Regions from separate parts of the Homo sapiens genome. Here all the other regions are linked to region 1. The links are chromatin loops, found by intact Hi-C in ENCODE. Cell type or tissue: B cell. All regions are shown on one strand.

Region 1 (8,000 bases):
TCCAGGGAGGACCAGCTCTGCCAAGGGAGCTGCTGGGCAGATGATGACTTTGCATTGTAAAGTAGAGCCCTTGGCTAGTTTTTGGGGACAGTGTTTAATTATAGCAGAACAGCCCAGTGATGACGGCAGAGTCACGTGACCGTGGAGCAGCTGCATCACGTGTGACATGCCGGGACTCAGTGACGTGGCCCACGTGCTGCCAGCTGTAAATCAGGGTGTCTAGCTCCGATTCAAAAGCCCTGGCCTTTTGAAAGTGGCCAGCCTTGTTGGCCACTCCCTCCTGAAGAGGGGGGGCAGGACTTCCGGCTGCTGCCTGCCTGGGCACTGGGGTGGCTCCCTGCCCAGCGTTCTGTGCCCTGACCTGGAGCCAGCTTTGTGCACTGCCCTCCAGACCCCTGGCCTCTCTCAGGTTCCAGCTCACGAGGACACCCCTCTGGTATCACGGGCACTGAATGGGCACTCGATCCCCCTAAGGGACACCCCTCTGACCACAAGGACTTCACTTGCCGCCATCACTCACGCTTGATGGGGCAACTCCTTTGAATCTTGAATAGTGCAGAATGATCACTACAGAGACCCCTGAGAAGAGAAGCATGGGAGCGACAGAGGCCACCAGGGAGGGACACACAGTCACAGAGCACATTCTGTCTTCCTCAGTTTCCCCCGCAACAAGACGAGCCCCTGCCACATGTGGCGCTGTCCTGGAAGTGTTGTTCCTCTTCCCAAGGAATGCCCTGAGGAAGAGCCCACTTAGGCCCCTCTGCCTCCCAACGAGAAGCACCCACTCAGGCCCCTCTGCCTCCCAACAAGAAGCACCCACTCAGGCCCCTCTGCCTCCCGACACATGAGCTTTCCTCTCTGCCCAGGGTTTGTTTCACAAGGGCCGTGTCATCCTAAGCTCTGTGCAAAAAGCCTGGTGTTCAGCGTCACGGGTCCCAGTGACTTCTGTAACTGGGCAGCAGCCTTGTCTGCAGAGGGGGAGACCGAGGCAGGGGCAGCAAGTAACATGCTCACACAGCCAGTCACCAAACTCCAGGGCGATGGCTTTCCCCTCCTCCCACCTCCCAGACAAGTGTCTCCAACCCTGGCCCTGCTTGCTGGTTCTGTGGACAGTTTGGTGGGTGGGTGGTCCCCTGCCCCAGGGATATTTTTAAATTGAGGTATGATTTACACTTACTAAGTATACAAATCTTCAGTGTACAGTTTGGCAGATCTGTACATGCCCATAGGGGTAGTCATCCTCTAGGTTAAGGGATGGACCCTTTCTGGCTCCCAGACAGCTCCCCATCCCCTGTCCCACATTGTCCCCCTTTAGGTAACCGTGACTCTCACCTCTAGCCGCATGGATTCGTTGCCCATGCTTGGACTTCCTATGAGTGGAATGCTGCAGTCTGTACTCTTTCATGTCTGCCTCCTTCTGCTTCATGTTATGTTTGTGAGGTTCATCCTCATTGTTGCCTGGACCTGTAACTTGTTCTTTTTCACGGGTGTGTAGCATTCAGTTGTGTGAATCTAGGAAAATGTACCCCTTCTTCCTTGTGGACAGGTGGTCAAGGATGACAGGCAGTCGGCTTTCAGCTTGGAGCTCTTAGAACTAAAACTGCTCCCGAGGCTCGTCTTCTGGTGGCATATGAAGATGGCTTATGTTCGTCACGTGCTCAGGAGTGGGGTTGCTGGAGAGTCCTGCTGAAACGTCACCAGCAGGCATTCTTGTGGGTCCTGCAGACACACCGCCAGCAGCGCCTTGTGTCCCTCTTAGAATGCAGGGTGCAGGTGCCCTGGGCAGGCTGCTGGGAGAGGAGGGGTGACTGTTCCTCTCTGTGCCCCATGCTGAGCCTCACTGAGGGCACTTCCTCTCCCTGCTTCTGCCCTCCCATCACGTCCCAGGGTGAGCTCCACAAGTACTGCACTGCTTGGGATGAAGCTGACGTCAGGTTCAGCAGCCAGAACAGGAAGTCTGGGTCCGCTGCCCCCCACCAGCTCCCTGACAATGAGACCGACTGTGGCTGGGCACCGTTTGGTAAGTCGATTATCGGTCCGTCCAGGAGCCGAAGCGGCTGTCCTTCCAGCCTTGCTATTAATCACTTTAGCAGCAGTAATGCTGTTCCCAGATGTAACTGCATTTCCATGACAGCCCTCTCCTACCAAAAAGCACATGACTTCACCGCCACGGTGTCCACAGTGCCTGTGCGCAGAGCTGTTCCTCCTGAAAGAAGGTTCTCTTTATGGGGAAATGTGCTGAAGATCATTTGCATTTTGTATTTTGGACTTGCAGGGCATAGTTCTGTGGGTGAGAAGAAGAGAGAGACACGAGGCGCTGGTGTGGGTGCTGGCCTAGGCAGGTGTGCTGCAGAAAAGCCAGTGGACACGTAAAAGAAAAGGCATCAATCAAATGTGCAGCCACCATGCACAATGGGGATTTTATCTCATCTGAATGACGCCTGTATTATATTTAGTGATTATTTGAAACTGCGGTGACTTCATTTTCCTTTGCAAGAAACTGAACAGAAAATGCACCGCCTTGTTTTCTATGTGGAAAACCACGCGTTTCACTAAGTACACCCCGATTTCGGGAACAGATGCTTTGTGTTTTATAGCCGTGCTCTAGAACATAAACTAAACAATACTGAGCTTGTCCTGCTGGTTTTCAAATTCATATAGATAAGAACAACTATCAGCAGCTGCTTGGGGCCCTGGACTACTCCTTCCTGTGCGCCTATGCCGTGGGGATGTACCTCAGGTAGGTCTCCTTCAGTTTTCCAGACCCTTCCTGGTTACCTGGCCCCTCCGTGCAGAGAAGACATCCGCTATGCTGAAGTGCACAGGCGCGCGGGATTGAGGCCCCCGCTTGCCACTGGCTTCCCTGCTGTTCCCTTCCCAAAGACGAGGCCAAGCTTAGGAGAGAGCAAGTGCGTGTGCTGTGCCCACAACACAGGACCTCGAGGCAGAGGATTTCCGTGTCCCGGGCACTGTGCCAATTGACACAGGCTGCCCTCAGCTTTCCTGGCCCTGAAGTTTAGGACCTACCATGAATCCTGCCAATCCTGGGACGTGGTCATTCAGGAACAGAGGACTAGTTTCCTGTTCAGCAGAGCCCAACCTCTCCTGTGGTTCAGAGGTTGCCATCTGTTTATATGCCCCAAATAACGAATTTCACCTGATGATCGAAACAGTTGACACAGGATGTGCTGAACAGCTCTACCTGGATGCCCAGCTTGGCCCCAGAACTCTGAGCACAGCAGAGGCAGCCATGCATGGCGGGTGGGGAACTCCAGAGAGAGACCGGCTCGGATCTGAGTCCCAGCTCTGAGTACAGCAGAGGCAGCTCTGCGTGGTGGGCAGGGAACTCCAGAGAGACACCAGCTGGGATCTGAACCCCAGCTCTACCACCTGCTAGGATGTGGCCTTGAGCAAGTTACTATACCTCTTTGGGCCTCAGTTTCCCCTTTGCAACATGGAGGAAATAATAGTTCTTATGTCATAGGATTGGGGCAAAGATTGAGTTAATGTATGTAGAAGCTCACAACGGTGCCTGGCCTGTGCTGCCAGCCCAGCCCATTCTTGATCCCACTTTGAACTGACCAAGGCAGGTGGTGAATATTATATGGGTCATAGGACGTGTGATTGGCTGATTAAAAACTGCTATTGTGTCAGTCCAGCCAGGTTTTTTTTTAAAGGCAGTATAGGGATGTTCTAGCCCATTTTCTGTTGCTATTAGCACAATATCTGAGCTTGAGTAATTTATAATGAAAAAAGGTGTATTTAGCTTTTATCTAACTGGGAAGTTCAAGATTGGGCAGCTGCATCTGGCAAGAGCCTCGTGCCACATTGTAATGTGGTGGAGGGCGTCACCTAGCAGAGGCCCCTGTGAGATGGGTTAGCAGTGAGCAGGGCATACAAAACAGACACAGCACAGGGGTGACGTTGCTTTATAGCAACCAGCTCTCACCTCTCACAATAGCTCATCAGTCCTGAGAGCGCGGCCACTCACTCCTGCGGATTCATTCCTTCGTCAAGGCGGATCCCTCATGACCCAAATGCCCTTCAAAGCTCCCTGTACCTCTCAACACAGTTATACTGGGGACCAAGCCTCAACACAAGTTTTGATGGAGACCAACCATAGTCACACCACAGCCAGAGACTGAGGCATGTGGTCCCAAGAGGCTTTTGTTCAGAGACAGAGGTCTTTACCGCCTGGAGAAACCCAGGGATCCCCATAAATGTTTAGCTGCTTCCCTGAGACCTGCCCAGAGTGTAGGATCATCAAGACCTGGGCCCCCCTACCCCGCTCAGAGCCCTGGTGGGTGGTTGGTGCCCAGGCAGGCAGTGTCTGCTGTTGGAGGAGAGTGCATAGCTCTCCCTTTATTGAACGTGTGTATTTGCCTCCTGCTGCAGAACTTGTCTAAGTGAACAAATGAATAATAAAGATTTGGAATCCCAGAGTGTGTGGTGTGCAGCAGACCAGGAGCCTAGCTGGAGAGTGTGGTGTGTACCTGGGGCTTCCTTAGCGCTTGGGTCTCAGCCAGGCTGCCAGACCTTCTCCACTTTGAGGTCAAATGTTTATATTCCCCACACTGCAGTCTTACTGAACACAAATAATCTGTGGTATAAAAAGACCCAAAGTGGGAATGTGTTTTTCTCAGTTACTGGAAAACTGCATTTAAATCTGGTTCTCAGCTGGGGGCAGTTTTGTCTCCTAGGGGACATTTAGTAATGTCTAGAGACATTTGTGGGTGTCACAGCCAGGGAAGGGATGTTGCTGGCATCTAGTGGCTAGAAACCAGGGTGCTGCTAAACATCCTACAACACACAGGACAGCCCCTAACACCACAGAATTACCGGAGCCAAAGTATCAATAGTGCTGGGGTTCAGAAAGCCTGCTTTAAGTAAATAAACTGGTTTCTTGTTGCTTATTTACGGTAAAGATAATTCTTATGCAACTTGTCAGTAAGGTTATTAAAACAAAATTTGGTCTAATGTGACATCTACACAGTAAACTCATGACTGAAAACAAGGGCACATGCTGCTGCATTGAAGGGGCCTTTTTGTGTGACAGTCCCTACCTGAGGTCTCAGTGATGGGTGCTGTTTTGTTCGCTATGTCAGATGAAATCAGATCTGATAGGGTACAGCCATTCAGCCCAGGTACTGCCTGGTGGGTTCAAGCAGGTGCAGCGTGGACTTGAATCCCTGTATGAGTCCCATGTAATGTGAAATGGTGTTTGTTCAATTAGACCTTTTCTTTAAAATTTTTCAGTAGAGATCAAAGTAGGCCCAAATCATATAGCAAGATTAGAGAATACTTCTAAGCCTAGCCAGCAGCACCCAGCTCTCAGGAGCCCATCTGGTTGTGCCAGCTGTGCTGTGACCTGGGCAGGTCAGCCAGCCTCTCAGGGACCTATCTCCTGGTCTCTGAAGTGGGCAGGTTGAAGTCAGTAACTCTCTAGCTCTACAATGCTCTTGAGTCTGTGTGTGGTGAGGTTTTAGCTGAAATTTTCACCTGGATGTTGTCTATAATTTTAAGTTACTTTCTTCTGCTTTAGTGTTTAAAAGGTCATTTGCATGATCCAAGGTAGATCTTTTTTACTTGGTGAATTCGGAAGGAAAATCTCTCTGGCGTAGGTTTTTGAGATGAAAGCTGAGAACATTGGAGCTGACTCCCGGAGTGGGGTTCATGGCAGGCAGGTGTCACTGTGTGTTAGGTTTCCTGTTTATCTGACTCCTAGAATGACCCTACAGAAGAAAGTGAGACCCATAGAGTCTCTAATGCTTGTGAAGGGCTCACGTCCATCCGTGATACTCTACAGCTTTTCTGTTTACTTAATAAGTCACAATGTTAAGTTGGTCCATAGTGACATTTCCCATAAAACAGTAAGGGATGTTTTGGATGGCATTAGGTATTGTGCTGTGATGGCGGCTAAAGACTGTTAAGTCTGTTCCCTGCTGTGAAGCTGGAGACTTTTTACCACCCCCCTCGAGGCTGTTTTAGTGAGGCGCTAAGCATCCCTTATGCCACCAGGTCCCCAGACAGCTCTAGAAGATAAGACACCAAAGAGGGTAGCTGTTTAGTGAATCGCATTGCTGTTCAGAAGGATCAGAGAGATGCCACCCCAGCATTTCAGACCTTACCATAGAGCAAATCTTCTGCCTTTAAATCAGGTCAAAGTGGTGTGGCAGGAGGCGGTAGTGGCAAAGCAGCTGAAAGCCACTTCCCCACTGAGCCCAGCCAGCCAGGTGTATTAACACAGGTGACTTAATTACAGCTCGTGGGGCCGAATGACTTGCTCAGGGTCATAAGTGATCTCATGACATTTGGTGTAGTTTGACAACTGGAATTTTAAGACACTATATACATTTACTGGATATGGTTTATGTGAAAGCAGGATTAACTAGCAAGACGAGTTCCTGTTTCCTTTCATTGGCAGCTATCATAGATAAGTCCTAGTGTTTGAATTTTATTATTTGACAGATAGGACTTCTACTAGAAATAAAATCTTCTAAGATGTTGCCAGTCTCTGGTTTCTGGTGAGTAAGCGCTCCATAGGGAAATAAGTGTATGAAATCTTCCTGGAAATTGTAAGGCTTGAGAGTTCCCCAAGCTCAGAGAACAGCATGAAAGCATCCGGCAAGAAACAGCCACGAGGTTGCTAACATTCGGGCGTGTTTGTTATTCCTATTTGTCTTTCCTTCTCTCCACCTCAGTGGCATCATTGGGGAGCGCCTGCCGATTAGGTATTACCTAACTTTCGGGATGCTCGCCAGCGGAGCCTTCACCGCCCTGTTCGGCTTAGGGTATTTCTACAACATCCACAGTTTCGGATTCTACGTGGTAACTCAGGTAAGGGTTTGGATCCGTGGCTCACCATGTACGGGGTTTCCTTGGTGAATAGGGTGGAGTGTTTATGTCACGTCACCTCTGTCAAGGTGTTGGGAAGGGGCAGAAGTGCGTCCTGTCGGAAGTCAGGGTCAGCTGACGTAACAAAGTCCTTCCCTTTCTCTTCTGCTTAGAAATTCCAGCAACCAGGAGGTTTTCCTTAATTTCAGGAGTTGCCTCGTAAAAAATGCTGTCTGTCAGTGCCCCGGCAGGGAAACTGACATGCAGAGCCCTTGGGAGTCACTCTGTCTTCATGTGGATAAGTTTGAAATGTTTTATCTTGCGAAAGATTTGACCACTTAGGGGTTGGAGGGTGTGTCCTCCAGCTGAAGCCCCAGCTGCAGTCACCCTAACAGCGGTGGCAGGGAGTTCCCACCAGGGGAGCGCCCCAAACCATCCCAAGATGGGGCTGGTTGGGATTCCAACGAACAAAGCACTAAATGCTGGGTGATCAATTTAAAGCATGTATTAGGGGAACTTACATACTGAGGGCTGCAGTGTATGGTCGCAACACACAGCGGGACAGGGCGTTCCACCTAGGTCTGTCCACAGTGAGGGGTTGGCATATGGAGTTTATTTGAGGGTTTAAGGAATTTGGCTCAGGGCCAGGGTTAGTTTCTTTCCATGTTTTGGGTCAACAACTGAAACACCTTTATCAGTGCCTAGGAGTGTTCAGGGACCAACTTGGGTCCAAGCCTACAAAGGAAAACCTGCAGCTGGTTGGGTCACAGTGAGAGGAAAAAGGGGGAGACCTGAGGAGTCTACAGAGGGATGCAAGGGCGGAAGGAAGGGCCGACTTTGGAGTTGGGCAGCAGGAGGGGGTGTGAGGCAGTCAGTGGAGAGAACAGGAGAGATCATGAAGGTGCTAGAAGGGGAGAAGGCCTGAGGACAGCGCGCGCTGGCTTTGCCCTTGGAGCTGGAGCCCTTCCGGAATCTCCTGGCTTCTGCCCTTCCCAGCAGTCCTGTGGATCAATATTCAGCAGCCGAGGGAAGCTGCTGAAATAATGATGCTCATCTCGGGCTTTGTGATGCTTCTGGGGCTCCCCAGATAGGTCAGGGGAATGCTATAAAACCATCAAGCAGATTGTATTTAATTTTGCTTTTCAAGATTTTGCCATAACACTTGA
Region 2 (8,000 bases), 120 kb before region 1:
ACACACAGACACACACATATATACATGCATACATGGATACAGACATACACAGACACACACAGATAGACACACATACACACTACATGTACATAGGTACACATGCAAACAGATACACACAGATATACACACACAGGAATACACAGATACATGCACATAGACACACACAGACACACACAGAGACACACATTAGATAGACACACATGCACAAACACAGACATGCACATACATGCACATACATAGACAAATGCACACATACAGACACACACATAAGCACCACATGCACACATATGCACACAGATACACACATGCATACACACAGACACACATATAGACATACGCAGACACACAGACACACATAGACATACGCATATGCAGACACACACACAGACACACACACATATAGACATATGCAGACACAAACACACTCACACACCTCCCTCTGTCGTTAGCTCCTCCCAGTCCCCCACCCCAGTTCTGGCCTGGCCGTGGTTAGTGGAGCTCCCCTCACAGGCAGAAGAGTGTAACGGAGACTCACTGTGTACCTTGATGCTGTAAAATGAAAACACTAATCTTCCGAAGTGTGATATTGATCACAGCTACACTTATAACATGACTATTCTTGAAAATTACATATCTGAGGCCAAGAAACACAATGTGAGACGGATTCAGGAATGGACATGTGTTCACTGGGTGGTTTTGTGTTGAGTGCCGTTGAGGGTTGCAGAGAAAACAGACAGGGAGGAATGTCAGGCCGGCCTGTCCATGGGGAGACGGAAGCTGCATTAAACACTGTGATCTGGCCTCATACTTGGGCTTGTAAGAAGCACTGTGGGAAATTCCGAGGGCAGCCCGGTGCTGGGAAGAGAAGGGATCAGGCCAACTCCCGCCAGGAGGGTGTGGTGTCTGGGTTTCCCCTGTGGTCCGATGTGGCCAATGGCACTGGGAAGGTTTTCAAGCCCAGGAAGCAGCCTCCCCAGGGCGGTAGGCAACACCGAGCCCAGATGTCAGGAGAGGCTGCGTCTGGCTGGAGGATGGGGGTGGGAGCCCCGTGGGCAAGGCTGTCGGGCCAGCACCTGTCGGGCTCCGTGGGCCTGAGGGATTCTCCAGGTGACAGAGAGCCTGCGGCCTCAGGGGTGGGAGCTGCATCAGAAAGAGGGTCCTGCAGCCACTCAGGGGGCATCAGGGAGGCCGGGCCAGGGGCTGTGCAGGCTCAGGTCCTCCAGGGAGCAGACCCCAAGGCAGAATTCCCAGTGCAGGAGACGCACAGGGGAGAGACTGCTGGTGAAGGCAAAAGAGGAGGAGAGGGTTGGAGGCAGGCAGAGCCTCAGTGCCTTAGAGGAGTCCCTGTGGAACCCGACTCAGTGCTCAGCCGTGGAAGAGAGGGTGGCCCCGCAGCTGGAAGTGCAGCTGAGTCCCGCTCACTACAGGCTCTGAGCAGTGCCTGGGCAGCCTTGGAGTCTGCTAGAAACCTCCAGAAGCCAAATCATGCAAACCTGAGCAAAGCAGTGTGCCATGGGACTGAGGAAAGGGCCTGGCAGGTGATGAGCACGTGCCATGGAGGGAGGGGATGCAGTTCAACGACCAGGGGATTTCCAACCTGGGCACCTAAAGGAGACTCCAACCTGCAAAGAAACTTACCTGAAATATTTGAAAAAACCGAGGTCCAGGTATAGAACAAATCCATAACCCCAGACACAAAGGGACGCAATAAATTATGTTACAGCGCTTTGAACAGAAAAGAATCTCACTTTAATTGCTGCCTGATTGTTATTAATTAAATTAATAGATGACTTCTGATGAGAGGTGTGGAAACACAGGCTCTGTCTCTGTCCCCTTAGTGTGAAGACCAGAAGGTGGAATGCCTGTACGAGGCGCTGAAGAGAGCTGGAGACAGGCTCCTGGGCTCCTTCCCCACGGCCGTGCCTCTGGCTCTCCACTCCTCCATCAGCTACCTCGGCTTCTTCGTCAGTGGCAGCCCCGCAGACGTCATCCGGGAATTCGCCATGACCTTCGCCACGGAAGCATCTCTCTTAGCAGGTGGGCAGCCCTGGCCAGTTGCAAACACAGGGCTGGATTCACAGTGAGTGAGCCCTCTGTGGCAGGGACTAGCCCCCGGCACATGGATGCAGTGGGTGGGTTCCAGGGGAGCAGAGCCCAGCAGCAATGGTGGGATGGCTGGGTGGGCTTTCTTCCGGGCTCAGTGGCTGCACCTGTCCTCACCCAGGCACTTCCGTTTCCCGCTTCTGGATTTTCAGCCAGGTGCCTGGACATGGCCCTAACCTGAGGCTGAGCAATTTAACTAGAGCCTCCTTCGTGAGCCACTACATCCTTCAAAAATGTAAGCCATTAGAAAGCTTCCGGACCAGCTTTGGTCTTCTCTTTAGGCGGGAATAGCCTTGTTCTCATTATGTGGTTTTTAAAATGCTTAGCTATATGCCAACAGCCTGGGAAAGTGCCCCAGAAGGGTGTGCCAAGCATCAAGCCTGAGTGGGTGACTGTGACGGGGTTGGAGGCTGGTGCACACAGGGAGTCAGGGCCTCCCCACCCCAGCCTTGAGTGGGAGACACACAAGTCCTACGTGACTTATTTCTGTATTTTCAGTATGAGCTTAGTGCTCTCTCCTTGGCCTCTCCAGGGAAAGATTATTTAGACTCATATTCAGAATCATCAAAATTCCCTTCTCTCCAAACACCAGCCCTGGCCTGGAGACCAAGGCTACCATTGGGGTTTAGTGGAAAGGATTGTGGACTTGACGTCAGAAGATGTGATTTTTTTCTGTGTCCCTGATGAGTGGCATGACCTTAATCAAGTCATGTCCACTCTCTCTGTCTCTTTTTCTTTCTCTACAAAACAATGAGGGCTCTCACTCTTCAAGAACAATGTTGCCTGAGTCTGTGGCCCATCCTGCCATAGTTCCCGGGACACAGAAGGCACTCAGTATTGCTGAGATTTGCCGACTCTAAAATCTGACGAGGCCGCAGTGCCTTGGTGGGAGGGCTCCCCACTTTCTCTCTCTGGGAGCGTGTCTGTCTGTGCTCAGACATGTATGAAGCACAGATCCTGGCCTGTAAATCCATCCCTGAATCCTGGGCTTCCACTTGGATGGCAGCTTGTGAGTCTGGAGATCGAATCTGCTGAATAATTAGAAAGTCGCCCCCGGTCTTTGTGGATTAGTATCCTTTATCAAATGATGGCTCTTTCACACCCAGGCCCTCCCCCAGTGAACCTCATTGGCAGCATCTTAAAAACAGGAAGACTGAGGCTGCAAAGGGTGAAGGGCCTGCCCAAGGTCCTGTGGTGTGTAGAGCGGTGTCCCCTAAAAATGTTTGTCCACCAGGAACTTGGGAATGTGACCTCACTTGGGAATAGGGCCTGTGCAGATGCGATTGGTTGGGAGGAGGTCACACTGCATTAGGGTGGGTTCCCGTAAGGGTAGAGGCCGCACAGAGACACAGAGAAGCCATGTGCCGACTGAGGCAGAGACTGGAGTGATGTAGCCACAAGCCAAGGGACGCCTGGGGCCACCGGAAACTGGAAGAAGCCAGGAAGGACCCTTCCCAGGAGCTTTCGGGGAGAGCACAGCCCTGCCAACACCTTGATTTTGAACCTCTAGTCTCCAGAAATGGGAGGCAATACATTTCTGTTGTTTGAAACCAATCTAGTCCCCTAACCAGGCTGGCGGAGCAGGGACCTGAACCCACCTCTGTCCTGCTCCATGCTGCCTGGGTTCATGCTGGGCAGCCCCACTTCCTGTGGGAGCCAGCGTTGACCTCACATCTACGCCCCGACCCTAAGCAGGCTGTGTCCTGCCCTTCCATGGCCCATGCTCTCAGCCTGACACCGAGGGGGTGGAGGGGACTCTCTCAGTGATGAGTGACCAGTCACTGCTCTGAAGTGGCCGAGGTCCCTCTTGGGGCAAATGCATGAGGCCCCCTTGCCCGCGTTGGTCCTCCCCAGTGAAACGTGCCCATAGGCACAGGTCCGCAGAGAGAAGGAAACGCAAGGACCCGTTCAGAAGTCGGTGTGACTCACTCTGACGTCAGCAACCTGCAGTGGGTCTTTCCCAGGCCACACTCACTCGCATGGCAAGGCGGTCCTCCCCGACTGCTAAAAACAAAAGTCAGGAAAGGAATTTCCCCACCACCTACACACTCATGCTGCTCCCCACCACCTACACACTCATGCTGCTCTGGGCTGTGCAGCCTCAGTGCCCCAGCTTTCCTAGAGACCGTGGGAGCTTCCCATTTGCCTCTAAAGGCTCACCTCTCACGTGGGAGACAGCAGTGAGCCCCAACTTCGGGGCTCCAGGGAAAGGCTTGCATCAACCTTGACCTTTTTTAGGGGGTGAGCAGATCCTGTTTGTAAGTGCCCTGCCGTGGAGTGGGGGCAGGGTACGTCTGTGCACCGACACGGCGTCTCTAGCAGGAAACTTTAGGTTAGGAGGCTGATTTCCCACTGCAGCCTTGGCGAGCAGGCGCTGCCGTCCTCCAGCAGATGCTGCTGAAGCAGAAATTGGGCAGGCCCAGAGGCTCAGTCAAGGTCACCCTGCAAAAGGGGGCAAAGTGCAGCCTAAAACTAGGTCTATCTGACACCAAAGTTTGTGTTGTTCCCGTCAAGACACAGACCGCCTCCCTAGGACATAAAATACTTTGTGGCTCAACTGAAATCAGATCCTGGCTGCTTTGGTGATGCCAGCTGCTCTGCTCAGACTGACCTGAGAGCCCCTGGCAGGACCAGGGAGGGCTAGGGCCACAGGGGCAGAGGACACCCAAAAAGACCTGAGGCTCAACCACTCCCAGGACTTCCTGCTTCACCAAAACAAGGTGAACCTTAAAGACACTGTGTGTTTTATAGTTTTGTTGCCTAAAGAGTTTTCTTCTTGAAACTCTACGATTAAACAAAAAGCCGTTGAACTGGAGCTCGGGCCTGCAAGTCCAGGCCACTGGGTAACGTGCACACCCCGGGGAATGGAGGAGCCGTTTACTCTGTGCATCTGAATCGTGCATTCGGGCAGCTAGCCTGCAAACCGATAGGCCCCCGAGACCCTGAACCCACATCTCCATATCGTCCTCTTTCCTACTTCCTGGAAAAATCTACAGGGATCCAGCCATCTCCTTTATGATGTGAGTTCTGAGCGGGCCAAATGAGCTCTGAGTTCTGAGAGCCCTTGCCTTGTGGAGGAAGCATGGAGGTCGGAGGAAGGAGACATTTAGGTAACGGTGTCCTGGCACCCTCTGTGTTTCCCTGATTTCACAGACTGCTCCGTGAAGCCTTGCACCAAACAGCTGCATCTGACCTTGGCCCACAAGTTCTACCCCCACCACCAGAGGACGCTGGAGCAGCTGGCCAGAGCCATCCCCCTGGGCCACAGCTGCCAGTGGACCGCAGCACTCTACTCCCGAGACATGCGCTTTGTGCACTACCAGGTGAGAGAGCTGAGCAGGGGCTCATAAGAAGCAGATGAATGGGCTGGGCTCGGTGGCTCACGCCTGTAATCCCAGCACTTTGGGAGGCCGAGGCGGCGGATCATGAGGTCAGGAGATGGAGACCATCCTGGCTAACATGGTGAAACCTCGTCTCTACTAAAAATACAAAAAATTAGCCAGGCACGGCGGCGGGCACCTGTAGTCCCAGCTACTCAGGAGGCTGAGGCAGGAGAATGGAGTGAACCCGGGAGGCGGAGCTTGCAGCGAGTGGAGGTAGCATCACTGCACTCCAGCCTGGGCTACAGAGCGAGACGTCTCAAAAAAAGAAGCAGATGAGTGAACGGCCACTCACCTGACAGCATGTACCCCCTGGAGCCCTCCAAGGGAGATATGTTAGTAGCAAGGAAAATTTCTATTGCTTCTCTAAAGCCATTCTCTTTCTTGTGCAATTTACAACCAGCATTCTTTTATATGTGAGTTAGAGATGCACAGACAACAAAATAGAAGCATTTCCAATATTAGAAAAGGAAGCTGGGTGTGGTGGCTCACACCTATAATCCCAGCACTTTGGGAGGCTGAGGCAGGTGGATCACTTCAGGTCAGGTGTTCGAGACCAGCCTGGGCAACAGGGCAAAACGCTGTCTCTACTAAAAATACAGAAAATTAGCCGGGCGTGATGGCACGAACCTGTAATCCCAGCTACTCGGGAGGCTGAGGCAGAAGAATCACTTGAACCTGGGAGGTGGAGGTTGCAGTGAGCAGAGATCGTACCGTTGCACTCCAGCCTGGGCAACAGAGCGAGACTGGCAAAAAAAAAAAAAAAAAAAAAAAAGACAGAAAGGAAAGGACTATTGTAAAGATCTATGAATACATGTTTTGCTTATTAATTCTTTTTTATTTATTTATTTTTTAAATGTAGGGGCCATGCTAATCTTCTCTGCAGCATTCCAATTTTAGTTATATGTGCTGCCAAAGTGAGCACAATTCACTTTAAAGAATGATTTGAGTGAAACCTCATTCTGGGACTTCCTGCCCATGAATCGATGGGTTTAGAAACGAAGTGTGTGATGCTCCTTTCAGACCCAGAGAGCACGTGTGAATGAATCCACCATGTTCTGTATCGTATGAGGTGTCAATAACCTCACACCGAGGAAGGCGGATGTGAAAGTCTGCTTATGCCTTCAGATCTTTTGTAGACAAAAAAGTACCTAGATGGATGGATGATGGATAGATCCCAAAATGTATCTCTTTTTTTTTTCTTTTTTTCTTTTTTTTTTTTTTTTTTTTTTGAGAGGGAGTCTCACCCTGTCACCCAGGGTAGAATGCAGTGGAGTGATCTGCGCCCACTTCAACCTTCGCCTCCCAGGTTCAAGTGATTCTCCTGCCTCAAGCTTCCCAAGTAGCTGGGACTACAGGCACCCGCCACCATGTCCAGCTAATTTTTGTATTTTCAGTAGAGACGGGGTTTCACCATATTGGCCAGGCTGGTCTCAAACTCCTGACCTTGTGATCCACCCACCTCGGCCTTCCAAAGTGCTGGGATTACAGGCGTGAGCCACCGCGCCTGGCCCCAAAATGTATTTCTAAATCTATCCAAAGAATTCTATGCTGCGTTTCATTACATTCTGTGCTATATATTGCCAGACAAAGCTTTGGATGGAGTCTTGGAGACACAGAACACATTGGAGGGGCAGAAAGCAGGAGGTGGCAGGTGATAGGCCTCCTATTGCTGCCATTTTCCAATGTAAATCTTTGCTCGAGACGTGAAACCCCTTTGCCTCTTTTCTAGACCCTGAGAGCCCTATTCCAGTACAAACCCCAGAACGTGGATGAGCTGACGCTAAGTCCTGGTGACTACATCTTTGTGGACCCCACGCAGCAGGACGAAGCCAGCGAGGGCTGGGTGATTGGGATCTCACAGCGGACGGGCTGCCGGGGCTTCCTGCCGGAAAACTACACGGATCGAGCCAGTGAGTCTGACACGTGGGTGAAGCACAGGTGAGTGCTGCCTCTGGCTGCAGCCCCGTCATCTCTCTCTGAGTTACTGTGTGAGAGTGCCCACCTGCCAACAGTGTGCTTCTAGACCATTCCATTATTGGTAAAATTGCATTCTGTATGCTGACAAAATTATTCCTGCAGGTATATAGTAAACATCTTGGTTCGTCCCTGGTTTTCTGATGATAACATTCAAAAAAGAATGAATTACTCTGCATTAGAGTAATTTGAGATGGTAATCCCCAAATTACTGCAAAATACTACTTCTTTATCACACACATAATAAATTATACTCAGAGGTCCTGAGCTTGGGTTTATTTATTCTTCTGCTCCGTGTATGAAATGTAAAGTCCTAGGTCGTATTATTAGTTTTCTATGACTGTATAATAAATTACCACTAAAACAAAGTGCAATTATTATCTTATGGTATTTATGGGTTGAGAGTCAGAGTCCAGCTTCACTGGGTCCTCAGCTCGGGGTCTCAAGGCTGTAATCAAGGTGCCTGCCAGGGCTGGGCTCCCCACTGAGGCTTCACACCCTCGCCTGAGCATACACAGTTGTTGGTGGGAGTGATTTCCT
Region 3 (8,000 bases), 470 kb before region 1:
CCAATGCCAGCATTTCTCATCACAGCACCTCAGACAAGGCAGCCTGACACTTAACAGCCCTCATTATCTGACCTAAATTCCTGCTGAAATTGAGGTCGGCCTCTTCTGATTCTGCCCCAAGTGATCTGGAGGCCTCGGTCGGTCACCATGCCCCTGTGAGGGGACACACCCTGTGCACGGAAACTGATGGTGACCGGGGCCACGTTCGCTGGTGCCCTGCCTTGATGCCCACTTCTAGAGAGGCAGAGCTCTCAGCACCTACATTGTCCTGGGGGCCGGGCAGGCCGGGACCTGGCGTGTGGCTGGAAGGGTGGAGTGATAGGGCAGTGGAAATGCATCTTGTGCCCTGTGCTCCGGCGTCCCTGCCCTCTGCATGGGTTCCTGGGTGAGGCCAGCTCCCGGCCCCAGCCTCTCCGGAGGGCCCAACTGACCCTTCTCCCTTCAGGCTTCAGTGTTGGTGCCACGGACCCTGTTGTCTGGGCATAATTGGGCGTGGGATTATGTTTAACCTACAGGTGCACACCTGTAGTCCCAGCTACTCGGGAGGCTGAGGTGGGAGGATTGGTGCCCAGGAGGTCGAGGCTGCAGTGAGCCCAGATCCTGTCATGCACTCCAGCCTGAGTGACAGAGAGAGACCCTGTCTAAAGAAACAAACAAACAAAAAAACCAGCCAATTACTAAACAAACAAAAAAGCAGTGAGGGTCGGACATGGTGGCTCATGCCTGTAATCCCAGCACTTTGGGAGGCTGAGGCGGGAGGATTATGTTTAACCTGTTTAACATCTTCCCCTTTAGACTCTGTGTGAGTCGGCTTGGGCTGGGAACAAAGCAGTGCAAACTGGGAGCTTAAACAACCGACGTTGATTCCCTCACAGTTCTGGAGGCCGGAAGGTCAAGATCCAGGTGTCTGGACAGAGCCCTCCTGGCCTGTGCTGGTGTGGGCGGAGGCGGTGGTCCCTGGTGTGCCCTGGCTGCAGCCGCCTCGCTCCCCCTCCACCTCTGTTGTCTCATGGTACTCCCTTCTCCATTCATTTGCATCCAAATGTCTCTCTTTTTATAAGGACATATTAGATTTAGGGCCCACCCTACTCCAATTTGACCTCATTTTAACTACACCTGCAAAAATCCTGTTCCCAAATACAGTCACATTCACCAGTTCGGAGGGGTAGGACTTCAACATATCTTTTTGAGGGACACAATTTAGCCCCCAAGAGACTTTAAGGCTTTTGGAGGCCATGAGCGGGTCCCACTGAGGCCCCAGGCTGGCCTGCAGCAGGCAGGGCCGGCAAATGTGTGTGGAAGGAGTGGGGCAGGGCAGAGGCCGGCTCTCAGATAGGCAGCTGAAGAAAAACCCGGCACATCCACGGGGAGTTCGTGCTGGTGTCTTCTCTCTCTCTTTTCCTCTCCTTTCTTATATGTTGGGTTCTTCTCAAATGTGAATTTTCTGTATCAGCATCCCTCCTGCCTGCCCATACCCTCCTCCCACCACCCAAGTCTCACTTCCTGTTTTCGGCCTTTCGCCTGAACTGCTTCAGAAGTTGAAACCCCACAGGGCTGGGCCTGCCCCTGCGAGGCATGTTTTTTTTCTGGAAGGAGGAAGCGGCAACGGGTTACAGGCTGGAGGCTGTCCCTGTGCTCAGATCCCACACACGTCCCCAGCAAGCCCCAGCCCCTGCCCTGCGGGAAGTGGGGTCTTGAACACTGCCCCGTGGGGCTCTCTCAGGGGCAGGTGAGGCAGCGTCTTCTCGCGCCCTCATTTCCCTCAACTTATCTCCAGGGCAAAATCCTATGCAGTGGCACCCAGTGGCCGGCCCTGACTTTGATCTTGGGTGCTTTCTTCTCCACCCAAAAGGCTCTGAGGTCATCTCTGTATCAGAAAATCAGCAAGATCTGCAGCGGGACAGTGGGGACTGATGGCCACTGTCATCAGCATCATGGTGAGCACTTGAGCTGTGGTTTCCTCAGGACAAATTGGCCTTCCCCACGTGAACTCGCGGCAGGCAGAGAATCTAGGTTGGGACCCTGGACTGCACCCGGTGCTGGGCTCCTGGCCTTTTCCCTCTCCGCCCTGCTAAGGCTGCTGTGCCGAGCCCTGGGACCATCCAACAGGGAGAAAGGCCTTGGGACAAAAATGACACTTTCTCAACATCACCCACTGTTGAGGTTACAAGAAGCAGAGAGTGTGAGAACGTTTCCAAATGAAAGTGGGGGAAGGATCGCAAAGAAGCAAGTTAGTTAGGGCTGTGCCCAGCCAGCGCCAGTGCCAACGCCGAGCCGCCTCTGCAGGGGAAACCGAAGCAGATGTGGTGAGATAATACATCCAACCCTGAGTGCTACTCTAACCTGCCAGAGGCGGAGGGTTCTCAGTGAGATGAAAGCATTACAGATGCGTTAGATCTAAGGGAGGGGCCTGCAGATGCGCAGCTGGCAGAGAAACCAGGGAGGGGCTGAACTGTCAGTCGCGACCACCAGGGATCTGAATCAGTTCACCGACAGCCTTGGGGACATTCACCTTGGGCTCCACAACCTGTCAGAAATGCCCCCAAGCCCAAAGGCGTCGAGAGAATGGCCAGGTTGTTTCAGATTGACACATATCCTAATGTACAAGTCAGCCCACACACCCCACGTGCACTGAGCGTCTCTTGTTGTTCACCCCAAATAAACTCTGCCGGAACTGGGGCGGGACTCGCAGGGGCGGAGAAGGGGGGAGACGGGCAGAGGGCAGAAGTGGATGGTGAGAAGAGCCAATGGAGGGGCCCCGTGAGAGTGAGCAAGGCTGCACCCCTAACCGACGTCCTGGGGCTACTGTACAAACAAAGAACCACAGGCTGGGAGGCTGAACAACAGACCTGCACTCTCTCGCAGCTCGGAGGCTGCAGGTCTGAAATCGAGGGGCTGACAGCGCTGGTTTCCTCTGGAGGCTGCGAGGGAGAAACCGTCCCCTGCCTCTCCCAGGCTCTGGGGTGAGCCCTTCCTGGCATCCCGGGCTCATTGTAGATGGATCACTCCAATCTCCATGGCTTCTCAGGGCTTCCCTCCATGCACCTCAAATCTCTCTCTCCTTCCTTTTGTAAGGATGCCAGTCATTGGATTTAGGTTCACCTTAAATCCAGGATGATCTCATCTAAATTACATCTGCAAAAAGACCCTTTTTCCAAGTAAGTTGACATTCACAGGTACCTGGGGTTAGGATTGGACATATCTTTTGCAGGGGTGCAGGGGGCTGCCACTGAGCCCGCTGCACAGGGTGACCTGGGCCAAGGGCCCTTCACTTTCACTTCCTCATTGGCAAGCTGCCCTGTGTTTGGACTGGGTCGAGGCTGTCAACCTTGCTGCCCCTCGGAGTCCCCCCTGGTGTCCCCCAAACAGATTCTAAGCTGCTTTCCTGGGGCTGGAGGCCAGGCATTGGGATTTTTTAAAGAGCTTCCCAGCAGGTGAGCAGCCTTTCATGGGTATCAGGAGACCTTCCTGGCAAATGTGGTGAAGGTCCTTCCTCCTGAGCGATGCCTTAGACCCAGGAGCCCAGGGAGGCTGCTCACCTGATCGTTAGGACAGGAGCAGTGGAAACCTCTGGCCTCAGACCCCCTGGAGGAATCCCTCCCTCTAAGACTCTGGGACTGGTGCACGCAAGGAGCTATCGTGAACATTGCTCCCAACTGGCCGCTTGCTTGTCCCCCGGCTCCCCTTGGCCCCAGTGGCGGCTTTGCCTGAATTAGAGGGCGTGAGAGCCACCTGTGTCTCAGCACTGCAATTAAAGCAGGAAGCCCTTTCGGAAGCAGCCGTGTGCACCAGCCTCCCATGGGTGGAGCAGAGCAAACCACCCACTTCTGCCCTCTGCCCTTCTTCCCTTTTCTCGACACCCTGCGGCCCCCCAGTTTCAGCAGAGTTTATTTGGGGTGAAAAACAAGAGATGCTCAGCGCCTGTGGGATGTGTGGGCTGACTCGTACATTAGGATGTGTGTCAATCTGAAATAACCTGGCCGTTATATGGATGCCTTGGGGCTTGGGGGGTTTCTGGCAGTCTGTCGAGCCCGAGGTGAATGTCCCCAAGGCTGCTGGTGAATCAGATCCCTGGCGTTCTCCGTTGGCAGTTCAGCCCAACAGTTTCTCTGCCGGCCGTGCCTCTGCAGGTCCCTCCTCTGATCTGATTGGATTAATATTTGAATCAATAGACTGAGTCAAGCAGAATGTGGGTGGGCCTCATGCAATCAGCTGAAGCCCTGAAAAGAGCAAAAGGGCTGCCCCTTCCCCCGAGGAGGAGAGAACCCCTCCTGCCGGACGGCCTCCGAACTGGAACATCAGCTTTTTGCTGCCTTTGGACTTGAACTGAAACATTACCTCTCCCTGGGTCTTGAGTCTGCCTACGTTGGCACGGGAACTACACGTTGGCTCTCTTGGGCCCCAGCTTGCTGACTCACCTTGCAGGTGGTGGTGGACTTGTCAGCTCCGTAACTGTGTGAGCCAATTTCAATTTCTTAGAATCACAAATTTCTTTCTTTCTTTTCTTTTTTTCTTTTGAGACAGAGTTTCGCTTTAGTTGCCCAGGCTGGAGTGCAAAGGTGTGATCTCGGCGCACTGCAACCTCTGCCTCCAGGTTCAAGCGATTCCCCTGCCTAAGCCTCCTGAGTAGCTGGGACTGCAGGCGCCCAACACCACACCTGGCTAATTTTTGTATTTTTAGTAGAGATGGGTTTTTGCCATGTTGGCCAGACTGGTCTCTAACTCCTGACCTCAGGTGATCTGCCCGCCTCAGCCTCCCAAAGTGCTGGGATTACAGGCGTGCACCAACATGCCCGGCCCACAAATTTCTTTCTTTTCTTTTCTTTTTTTAAAATCAGTTTTCTGTTTCTCTGGAGAATCCTGACAAAGAGCGCATATCTGAGAATTTTAAAATCATTTATTGGAACTATTGAATCTGTTGTATTCTGTTTTTACTTTTGAAAATCCTTGCGGCTGGGGGAATGTACACCTTCTCTCTTTTCCTCTTAAACATTAAAGCCTGATTCGAGGTAGAGGCAACTCACTGTTGTGATGTCCTTTTATCCCAACCTCAGCCCCGGCAGAAAGACTCCGCGCCTTGGGACATTGGTGTTTTCCAGGAGTGACTGTGCTGGGGCAGCTGCCTGTTGCGATGAGGGCTGGCGGGGAACGATCCCCTCTGAGTTTGGCGTCACTTATTTGGAACCCTCCAGCAGAAAGCTTTCTAAGATGCCACACTATAAACTCATTCATGCAGTTATTGCGTTTCAGTTCAGATTCTATTGCTCTTGCTTCATTATTTCAAAGCCACATGATGATATCCATTACTGGGTGCAGAATGGCCCTGATGGGTCTAGAAGCACCGTGGTCTGACCCGTCCTAAGAGATGATCCAGTCACGAAATGCTGGTGCAGGTGTGGATCGAGCCAGTTATCTTCACTATCTGGAAACAAGACCCTGAAGTCCAGGTGGCCAAGGACTGCACCAGATCTCTTTCTTTTTTTTTCTTTTTTTTTTTTTGAGGCGGAGTCTCGCTCTGTCACCCTGACTGGAGTACAGTGGCATGATCTTGGCTCACTGCAACCTCCGACTCCCTGGTTCAAGCGATTCTCCTGCCTCAGCCTCCCGAGTAGCTGGGATTACAGGCATGCACCCCCATGCCCAGATTTTGTATTTTTAGTGGAGAGGGGGTTTCACCATGTTGGCCAGGAGGGCCTCGATCTGCTGACCTTGTGATCTGGCCGCCTCAGCCTCCCAAAGTGTTGGGATTTCAGGAGTGAGCCACTGCACTCAGCCTGCACCAACTTTTACAGACAGGCTGGAGTCCTGTCTAGAAGTCAGGACACCAGGCCTGGCTGGCACCCTATTCTCCAGACCACGCTGCCCTCCGCAGCCAGGTCCCAGGACCCAGACATAGGTGGATTTTTGTTTCTGACTTGCATTCGCTCTTTTACATGAACCGTGAATTCTTTGTCCTAACGTTATTGTTAGGGCGACAGCATTCCTGATCGTGGTGCTAATGCGGTTATCAATAGGCTCCAAAGCTTATCCTTGATGCTCACGATCTCAGAGTTGGAAGAGGCCCTGGCAAGCACCCAGGCCAGTCTTCTCTGGTAAGTGCCCTATGCCCTTAAAACCACCTCAGGATTTCAAGGACAGAGACAAATTAAAAATAGAGGCTTAATTCTCCTGATTGAAAAGAAGGGAAGAGATTTTTCTCTCCTTTTTCTCTGAGCATTACTCTTTATTTATTTATTTATTTTTTGAGACGGAGTCTCGCTCTGTCGCCCAGGCTGGAGTGCGGTGGCGCAATCTCGGCTCACTGCAACCTCCACCTCCTGGGTTCAAGCAATTCTCCTGCCTCAGCCTTCCGAGTAGCTAGGATTACAGGTGTGTGTCACTATGCTTGGCTAATCTTTTTTGTATTTTTAGTAGAGGCAGGGTTTCACCATGTTGACCAGGCTGGTCTTGAACTCCTGACCTCAGGCGATCTGCCCAGCTCAGCCTCCCAAACTGTCTCCTGGCCTCTCTGGTTTCCTAGGGAGGCCAAAAGCCTAACTTAGTTGATCTTGCTCCAAGCTGCAAAACCACCTCCTGTCATGAAGATAGGAGTTCATTCTTCTTCTAGATACAGACAATTAACAAACACAGATGGTAACCCCAGTGACCAGGTGGTTCTGGGGTCAACGGTGTGTGACAAATGGCACTGTCAGGGCCTCTTCCTTAAGGACTAGTTATTGTTTATGTTGAAAACACGCATGCAGTTAGTTGTACCTGTTTGAGTCTTTAAAAGGATAAGATCCTTTCTTTGCAGTCTCTTAGCCATTGCTTGTGATGCATATCATCTTCTGGCTTAACGGTTATTCAATAATGAAACTTTTCTTTCTTTTCCACCTTTGTGGAGAGGTTTCCTGGGTTTAGAGCACACGTCTTTTTTCTTTCTTTTTTTTTTTTTTTGAGATGGAGTCTCGCTCTGTCCTCCAGGCTGGAGTGCAGTGGCGCGATCTTGGCTCACTGCAACCTCCGCCTCCTGGGTTCAAGCAATTCTCTGCCTCAGCCTCCCAAGTAGCTGAGATTATAGGCATGTGCCACCACACCTGGCTAATTTTTGTATTTTTAGTAGAGATGGAGTTTCACCATCTTGGCCAGGCTGGTCTTGAACTCCTGACTTCGTGATCCACCCCCCACCCCTCCCAAAGTGCTGGGATTACAGGCATGAGCCATTGTGCCTGGCCAGCACATTTTATTTTTAATTATATTTCCCCAGTAATGGCCTTACCTACATTTAATGACAATAAGTGATGGATACTTAAAATACACTCTAGTTCTAGAAGGCATTCCCATACATTAATTAATTTGGTTTTCATAAAATCAGGAGGCATTAAAACACCATTAAATTAGAAGGCATCACTATTCCCTTTTGGTAATTTCTCATTTAGGAAACCGAGGCACTGAATGGATAAATGCCACCCAGGGGACCCTGTCCAGCCGTTGGCAGAACGAGGACTGGACTGAGGGTATTTGGCTCCTAATCCAGGGCTTTCCCCAGGTTCCACTGTGAGGCATGCAGGGTCTGAAAACACACCGGCACGTGCGTGTCCACTGCCCCCCTGGCCTTAGCTATGCCTTTGCTGTGTTACGGAAGCACCTCTGAAGGCCTGGGCGCCTCTTCTGGGAGTTTCTCGTGTCTCTTCGCCTTCCGATCTGCTCTGGCCTTGCCACGAGAAAGCGACAGGCCCATGCTGCTCCTTGGGGCCTGGAGACAATGTCCCAACCCCAGGCCGCACCCTCGCTTTCCATCCAACCCGGCAACTGCTGCCCGTGGAGGGCCACAGTCTCCGAAGTGGAATGTGGAAAAGGAAAAGTCATTCGGGCTGTGATAAGAAAGCCGAGCTTCTTCAAAGGTAAACAGAAACAGAGACAAAGACGAGGGCACGTGTCTGTGTGAGTGAGGGAGAGAGAGATGGGGGAGGGGAGCAAAACAGAGGCGGCCCGGAGAACTCTCCAGAAGGGTCCGAAGG
Region 4 (8,000 bases), 310 kb before region 1:
AGTGTGGGCTTCAGCCACAAGAAAGAAGCATCTGTCCCTGGGCTTCAGCAGGGGCCTCACACCTGCAATGGGTGCCTGGGGAGAGGGTGCAGATGTTGCGTGGCAGCTGGCCTCCTGGGGTGGAGGTGGAGAGGACCCACAATGGGAGAGAAGTTGCTCGAGCACCCTAGGACTTACCCTCAACTGCACACACAGCCATCGGGGGTCACGTGGCAGAGCCCACATCTGCCAGCAGGATTGGGTAGAACCCAGCGCGTTCTGTGTCTTTATTTGTGTGGCAAGGTGGGGATGGAAATGGACACAGGGAACCAGACCTAGAGCGCATTGTCTTGTCCCACAGCTTTGTTGACATCCCCCCTCCAAAGCCCAGATTTGGTGTTTTTGGGGCTCTTTTGGAATCAAAGTGAGCTCTAAACACCTGGGGCAGCAGCATGGGATCCCAGAGGGCAGGCTGAGGGGCATGGCGTAGCAGCTCCTCCAAGAGGCCCTGCCACAGGGGCATTGGGACCAGCTGGGAGGAGGCTTCGGGGTCGCTCCCTTGGAGTCTGCATCTTATCATCACACCAGACCCCTAAGGAAGGCGGATCCCTTGTCAGACACACATACACCCTCCCAGCTCTGCTCGGGAATGCGGGGAACCCACTTACGCTGGCATCCAAGACACCCCACATGCCCGGGACCAGCAGACCAAGCTCAGCTTTGTCAGAGTTTCACTTGGCACCTTTAGTTTTAGCCACACAATATTATAGTGCAGGAGCTAAGTTTTGATTTCATGAAGGACTTCAGAGGTAGAAGATGCCTGGAAGGGGTGTGTGTGTGCTTTTGGCACTGTGAGATGTTCTCTCTCGATTTGGAAGACAGCAAGAAAAAGCACAGCAATTTGCTCCCCCAGGGTTCTTCTGTGTTTTGAAGGTACCTGAAGCTTATTGATTTGCTCACGGTTGCCAGGCCATTGAAAAAGGGTATTTCTTTCTTTGCATAGGTACTTCTGGGTTCTTGGCAATCAGTTACAGTTCGTTTGACTCCCAATGGAAGCTTTAAAAGCCAATGGTAGCTACAAAAGATTAGGTATTCTCTTGATGCAGTGAAATGAACACCTATCTTTTTTTTTTTTTTATGACTCAAATTCTGGGATAACTTCTGCTACTCACTTGATTGTGAGACCTGGAACACGGTCCTTAAATTGTCTATATCTCAGTTTCCTTGTTTGTCTAACATATTAAAAAATGTTAACCATTCCAACTTTTCAGCACTATTATGAAGAGGTAGCAAGAGAGTAGAATTGTAAGTGATTTGGAAATTTTAAATGCAAAATACAAAGGCCAATCCCCACAAAACTCAGCAGCTCAGGTGATGTCATTGCTCCTGAGACATTTTTATGAGATTACGCGAGAAAGGCACAAAACAGCTCAGTGTAAATATAAGTTTCTCGGTTTTTTATTTCTTAGGCACCTGGTGTGTCTTTATTGAGGTTTTTAAAATGAGGGGACTGTAAATAGATCGATGCCTATGGTGGCCAGTGTTTTCTTCTTTGAGGCAAGTGATGATTCATGGATTATAGTTTTATGATTAGATTTTATGATTCCAAAGTAAGACTTGTAGATCAGTGTAACACTTTACCTTAAGCATTTTTTAATAGAAGAAAATGTGACGGAGATGACAAATTCCTCTAGGTGGGCACATTTCTCCTGGGGCCAAAGGTGCTCCTGCAGTGGAAGAAGTGTTGCTATTAATAACCAATGACCCTGAGCCTCATGGTGAATCTCTTCATGTTCTTTTTCTTGATGCAGCTTATAACAGGTCTTGTTGCTTCCTCTGGTTTTTCTAGAATGCCAGCAGTTACTCTGCAGAGATGACGGAGCCCAAGTCGGTGTGTGTCTCGGTGGATGAGGTGGTGTCCAGCAACATGGAGGCCACTGAGACGGACCTGCTGAATGGACATCTGAAAAAAGTAGATAATAACCTCACGGAAGCCCAGCGCTTCTCCTCCTTGCCTCGGAGGGCAGCTGTGAACATTGAATTCAGGGACCTTTCCTATTCGGTTCCTGAAGGACCCTGGTGGAGGAAGAAAGGTAGGGAGGGCGGCTGCTTTGTGTATCAAGCTGGGAGGAGCCTCTGAAGGAGGCAACAGGTTGTTTGGGCAAAATCGGGGTCTGGAGGTTGAGAGGCTGAGCTTCTCTTCCCAACGCCGTCACTGCTGTGGTCAATTTATTCTATTGCTTTCTGCCTGAATTTTCCTCTCCTATAAAATGAACAGGTTGGATTTGGTGATCTCAAAGTTCATGGTTGCTCTGAAATTCTGCGATGTCATTATGGAGAATTTCACAAAGATTGACGGGTGTCAAAGTGTGCCTGTTTCTGGCATGTGCTGAGAGAGTCCTCTTTTGTGGATGCTGTTCATGTCCATCTTTCAAGATGGAACTGTTTTTCAACCGCCCAGAGCAAAATGGGGGACAGGTGCCCCCCTCCCAAGCGTGAAGTGTTAAAAAGTGGCCAGTGACCTAGACTGACCTCTCCAGAGACCCATCTTGAAAGGATTCTTTTGTGGGTGGTTGTGGTAGGCTAGAAAGAAAACTAAACTGTTGAAAAGAGCTGATACATAAAAATAGAAAAAACAGAGAGGATAGAGCTCAGGAGGTGTCTGGAACGCCACACAGTGCAGGAGTTTGCCACTAGCTTGTTGCATGTTACAGGAAATTGATGAGTGGTAGTTTGAGTTTTCTCAGCAACCTTCCCTAGCTCTAGAGTTTCACAGTTTGTGGAGTTAATGCCGCCCTGGGTTGGTGTGTTTTTTTCAAGCCTGATCTGTTTCTTCTGTGGAATTTATCCTTCATCTCCTTATGCTCCAAGCACTCATTGTCTGCTCCTAAGTGGATCAGACAGGTGGGTTGGGGGAGCTGATAGGCAGAGGACGTGTCAGACTTCATCAAGAAACCATGGTCCCTAGTTTCTACTGAATCATGGAAAGCAATTTGAAAATCTGGGAGGACTTTGGAACAATACAAATGACTCAGGTACCCCTGGAATATGCTAATATTTTAGGACTTTGAACTTAAAACTGGATTCAGCCCTTCTTTCATTTTGAAGAAGACCAATCAAGACTCACGTTTTAAATTTTCAGTTGTCTTTCTTCTTTTCCCTATTATCTTCTTTTTGTTTTTCTACCCTCTTGAAGCTAAGTCTTTGAGACCCTTAGCATGGGCAGTCCCATCTTCATTGTAATCACAATTTTAGAGCTTTGAAAGACTGGTCCCTGGGATCTGCAAGCCCAGTTGGTGGCTGGGTAACTGTATGTCTGTGTTTGCACAAGCAGAAACAGATTCAGTACCTTCTCAACAGACAACAGTATAGCACTGTGATGTGATACTTGCATTTTCAGAGCATACCAGCCTGTTCTGTTAAGAAAGCAGCTCTGTGGCAGGCTCAGATGTGGGCCCACTCCTTTGATCATGTTGAAATTTCAACATAGGGTTCTAGAATTCTCCTTCTCAACTTAAAGAAATATTTTATAGAAAAATGTATCAAGAAACCAGGACACCGCGTCATGTTTTGGCGTCGTTTGTCTATATAGACAAATTATGGCAAAGCAGTGAGCAACATAGAGCGATTCCTGTCCGTCTGTTATGTGTGGCCTTGGAAATGTTGTCATGACAGTAGAAAATGCTGGGAAAGGTGTCTTGTAAAATGAAGATGGGTTGTAATGCAGAAATGAAGACATCTGAAACCTGGTGGCATCTGGGTTTGAAATGTCTTGGCATAAGCCTGGCACACAGGTGTAGCCAGTGTTTGCAAGCAGTGAGTATCGCTCCCCTACCCAGTGTGTTTGTCCATTTTCACACTGCTATAAAGAACTACCTGAGACTGGGTCATTTTTAAAGGAAAGAGGTTTAATTGGCTCACAGTTTGGCATGGTTGGGGAGGGCTCAGGAAACTTACAATCATGGCAGAAGGTGAAGGGGAAGCAAGGCATGTCTTACATGGTGGCATGGGGTGAGGGGAGAGAGAGAGAGAGAGCATAAAAGAACCCACACACATTTAGAACATTAGATCTCATGAGAACTCCCTCACTATCATGAGAACAGCATGAGGGAACCGCCCCCAGGATCCAATCACACCTCTCGCCCAGTCCCTCCCTTGACACGTGGGGATTACAATTCAAGATGAGATTTGGGTGGGGACACAGAGCCAAACCACATCACCCAGTATGTGACTTGTCACCCCTATATTCTCTAAGTGTTTAAACTGATCACATGAATCATCACAGTTAGCCAGCTGGTAATGGCTTGTAGTGAGGGAGGAGCCCCAACTGTCCATTCTTAGGAGCGCAGCCCGGGCGGGGTGGCCACCAGATAGAGACTTGCCCTACAGTAACCTTGTGTGCTCAGGCAGGGGAAGAGCCTGCAATGGGCCGCCGAGGGACCTGCCCATGACTCAGAAATGGGTGGAGCCAGAGGGGTTGACAGACAGGATATGTCTGCTGTGTTCCAGCTGCTGGTTTCTGCAGGGGCCAAGGGTAGTTTTGCTGTCTGGCTTCCTACCCACTGCCCTCCCCAGCCACAGCAGCACCTGCGTCTGTCTTCCCTCTCCCTGCTCCTCCTCCCCTGCCTGCCCCATCCTTTCCTTTGTTCCTGGTGCCTACAATTCAGAGTCTAGATGGTTTATCACTCCAGCACACAGAATAGAAAGGAAACTGAGACAAAGGTGGTTAAGGGACTTGCCCATGCTCCTGGGCTTGAAAGGGGCAGGGCTGGGATGAGGACAGCAATTTCTAGCTCTGTGCACTCCGACACAGTGGCCATGCCTTGTCTAGCACAGGGCCTTATGGGGTGCCAGGGTCCATGTAGCCAGCAGGGAAGCAGAGCTCTTCCTGGAGGCTCTGGTGCCCACAGGATTTCCTGCTGTTGGTGGTTCAGTTGCCACTGCTGAAGAGTTTTTCCTGCCAAAGGGTGCTAGCTGCAGAAGCCCTCTCTGTGCCCACTGTTGTCCCAACACCAGCCTGTTCTTGGGTGCTGCGTCCAGTTGGCTCCAAACTTGGGTACCATATTTCCCCAACCAAAAGCCAGGACAATCAATAACAGTGCGCATTAAATGCGGATCTTGTGTTGGGGCTGCAGGAGGAGCTGCATCCCACTGGACCTCACCCACACGGGTCGCCACCCTCCTGGTCCGCCTCTGCGCCTGCTGGTCCACCAAGTCGGCCTCTTTTGCCCCTCCCATGCATGGGTTCCTCCTGCTCCTGCTTTTGTCCCTCCAATTGCTGGCGGTGGTCTCAGTCCCCAGCCATGATTAGGTTAGGCTGAGAAGTCAGAGCCCAGCCTCACTCTGCATTTCTCTCTTCTCACAGTGGCGGAGTTTGTATTTGGCATCATCTCTGTGCGACTCCAAGTGTGACGTTGGGTCAGGGGCTACTTCTCTGACTGCTCTCAGTATATTCATTTTGCTGTCTGTATCAAGTCCATTGTTTTCAACTTTTAAAAATTCAGTTTGATGCATTGAGCTAATTGTAATGATCACGCGGAGGCTGGATGTCCTGGCATTGCTGGGGAGGTGTCTCCGAAGGTAAGAAGTGAAGCAGTTTTGAAAGTGCCTGGTTCTGGCCGGGCACAGTGGCTCACGCCTGTAATCCCAGCACTTTGGGAGGCTGAGGCAGGTGGATCACGAGGTCAGGAGTTCGAGACCAGCCTGGCCAACATAGTGAAACCCTGTCTCTAGTAGAAATACAAAAAAAATAGCCAAGCGTGGTGGCGAGTGCCTGTAATCCCAGCTACTCGGGAGGCTGAAGCAGGAGAATTGCTTGAATCCAGGAGGCAGAGGTTGCAGTGAGTCGGGATCGTACCATTGTACTCCAGCCCAGGTGACAGTGTGAGACTCTGTCTCAAAAAAAAAACACAAAAACAAAAGAAAGAAAGAAAGAAAGTGCCTGGTCCCATGGTTCACAGTAGGGCAAAGGAAACAGGAGCTCGGGCGCAGAGCTGATTCACTCAAAGGCAGAGCCAGGGCTAGGACCCAGCTATTCTGACTCCAAGTTCCTTCCCATTACAAAGACACTGGACCACTCCGGTTGTTTCCAGGAAAGACTTTTTCTCACATGATTTCCCCCAAAACATGGTGCTGCGATACAAACGCAACATACAACGCCCTAGCAAAGCTGAGCATTGTGACCAGAATAACTTTATGAAGTCCTACGTAATTATTTTAAAGAAGGAGAACTTCACAATCCTTACAAGAAAGGCGATGCGGGAAACAGTAGCGGCATTTTTAAGAAGAGATGCCAGGCACTGATTCTGTAAAACTTTTGAGCTTGACAGTTACTAAGCGTTGAATATGGCATTTTAACAAAACATCTTGTATTTTCAATTGTAGTTACATTTTCACCATATGACTAATGATGTCTTTGGAGGGAAAACTAGATCATATAATAGATTCCTAGCAGAAAACATAATTGTGAGAGGAACTATTCTCAGGAGAGAGGAGTACACCCCAAGGATAATTTCCCCGGCCTCAGATACAGTAATTACTCTCCCTCAAGGAATTCACTCACGTAGCTTGTGTTGATGGGACAAATGGCTCGGAACAATATCAGCTTTGGTGCTGTCACACAAACTGCGCTGGGGACAGATCAGAGTGATCTGGTTTATTTGTTCCTCCTCACCCTTAGGTGTGACTCTTTTGAAAGCAGCCTTTTCTTCCTACAGAGTAGACACTATGTTGAGAACATTTAGGAATGTGGTTAAGAGTAAGTTCACAGAATAAAATTCTTCTTAGGTAAAGATGATGGGGATGAGCAGATTTTATCGTAAGCTGCTTTCAGAGCCCATTCACACAAGGGTCTCATTTTATTAGGGCGTGATTGGCCACAGTGAACAAATGGAATGCTTGGGTACTCGTACACTGCCCATCCCCCAGGAGATCCCGGCGGTTCCCACGCGTAGTTGACTGAATGATAGCCGTTCTTCAATCCATTTGGCTCATGGGGCCGATTCAGGAAGGATCTGCACATTCTTCCTGTGGAAACCTGTGACATGAGGCTCAGAGACGTGACCAAGGTCATAGGAGTGGGGAGGAAGGAACTCAGAACCAGGTCTGTGGGATTTCAGGCCAAAAAGGAGCGTAGCAAGTGCTTAGCTCTGACGTGGGCACAGGACTGGACCACCAAGGCACAGCTGTGCCTAGCCCCGTGTTATGAAATGGTGTGGGGTTGCCTTGGCTGTAAACTGATGTATTTTCCTTTTAATTGGCCTGCTTGGATGTCAGCGGCCATTGGCCATTTATAGGGATTTCCTGTCCCTCTGGAGAGGCTCCAGCTTCCCTCTTCTCACCAGGAAGGGGAGGCTGATGTGCATGGCGTGCTTTCTCTCCAACAGGTGAAGCGATTCTCAGAAATCAAATTTACCTCCCAAGATTACCTTGAGGCGAAGTTCAGGTTGAGAACAAATGTAGTCATATCTGGGGCTTTAGAGCGTTTTCTTTCCTATCTGCAGTCAGGCCGTGGCCTCCACATGGTGACGCTCTGATGGAATGGAATGTCGCCTCCTTCTTTGAAACCCAACCCTCCAGGCTCATCCTTGCCAAAAACCAGGAAGGGGTTAAATATTCCGGGCAGCGCCAAGTCAGATTATCTGTATTGGTTTGCTTCTACGCTATAAAAATGCATTTGGACACCTTTCTCAAATTCGGGGTTGCTTTCTCTTAATTTCTATAGCCATTTCACAAGGCCTGTAATGACAGGCCAGCTAAAGTGCATGGAAGGCATCATGAATAAATCCTTTCAGGAATTCCATTAAGGGAAGACTGGATTCCAACCAAGTGCTAGTGACTTGATCCAACCTGCTAGAACAGGGAGGGGAGGCAGCCCGGTTAAAGGCAGAGTGTGGAGATCCTGTGGCTAGGGGTTTTGAGAGGGGCAGATGCTCAGGCTGAAGGGGGATGGATAGTTCCCTAGCATAAGTGAGTTACTTTTGTGCTTCTTTGAGGCTGTTGTGCTAAAGTGGGCTTTCTTG

What was found. Hi-C counts contacts between places; a loop is a spot of excess contacts. Peaks named below come from ENCODE experiments on the same cell type or tissue, not always from the same donor. Only the 100,000 strongest peaks of a DNase experiment are listed, where the experiment ranks them.
Region 2: it touches region 1 in a loop (4-fold over the local background); 2 of 110 quality-filtered maps call a loop at or near these places.
Region 3: it touches region 1 in a loop (7-fold over the local background); 3 of 110 quality-filtered maps call a loop at or near these places.
Region 4: a loop joins it to region 1, with 12 times the contacts of the local background. A loop is called at or near these places in 7 of 110 quality-filtered maps.

What each region holds. Positions count from the first base shown.
Region 1 is chr21:42,532,811-42,540,810 of GRCh38, forward strand. SLC37A1 (solute carrier family 37 member 1) reads left to right here. Exons shown (of 20, transcript NM_001320537.2): 4 at 1,888-2,020; 5 at 2,662-2,740; 6 at 6,702-6,837. It overlaps LOC107987299 (a long non-coding RNA gene), which reads right to left and starts at 1,842. Exons shown (of 2, transcript XR_007067878.1): 1 at 1,333-1,842. RefSeq lists enhancers at 2,428-2,607, 2,938-2,987, 3,038-3,227, 3,258-3,307, 7,632-8,000. In B cell, a CTCF peak has its summit at 4,746 (motif pointing left); DNase peaks (open chromatin) are centred at 141, 1,931, 2,311, 3,241 and 1 weaker place; H3K4me3 peaks cover 1,573 bases; H3K27ac peaks cover 4,508 bases.
Region 2 is chr21:42,411,186-42,419,185 of GRCh38, forward strand. It overlaps UBASH3A (ubiquitin associated and SH3 domain containing A), which reads left to right. Exons shown (of 15, transcript NM_018961.4): 4 at 1,839-2,037; 5 at 2,225-2,338; 6 at 5,257-5,426; 7 at 7,216-7,424. It also overlaps the pseudogene RNU6-1149P. Among named protein-coding and RNA genes, the nearest start is that of UBASH3A, 11 kb to the left of the region's middle. RefSeq lists enhancers at 3,471-4,670, 3,606-3,695, 3,786-4,255. In B cell, no CTCF peak of the experiment used is centred here; DNase peaks (open chromatin) are centred at 1,556, 3,286, 4,076 and 6,536; H3K4me3 peaks cover 430 bases; H3K27me3 peaks cover 179 bases.
Region 3 is chr21:42,060,057-42,068,056 of GRCh38, forward strand. It overlaps a transcript of UMODL1 not described here. Among named protein-coding and RNA genes, the nearest start is that of UMODL1, 7.3 kb to the right of the region's middle. RefSeq lists enhancers at 1-399, 400-983, 1,222-1,461, 2,442-2,611, 2,982-3,091 and 2 more. In B cell, CTCF peaks have their summits at 3,908 and 4,248; DNase peaks (open chromatin) are centred at 1,525, 2,685, 3,285, 3,785 and 2 weaker places; H3K4me3 peaks cover 3,387 bases; H3K27ac peaks cover 4,691 bases.
Region 4 is chr21:42,223,843-42,231,842 of GRCh38, forward strand. ABCG1 (ATP binding cassette subfamily G member 1) reads left to right here. Exons shown (of 15, transcript NM_016818.3): 2 at 1,829-2,072. Among named protein-coding and RNA genes, the nearest start is that of ABCG1, 8.7 kb to the left of the region's middle. RefSeq lists enhancers at 4,334-4,383, 4,574-4,823. In B cell, no CTCF peak of the experiment used is centred here; a DNase peak (open chromatin) is centred at 4,449; H3K27ac peaks cover 1,128 bases.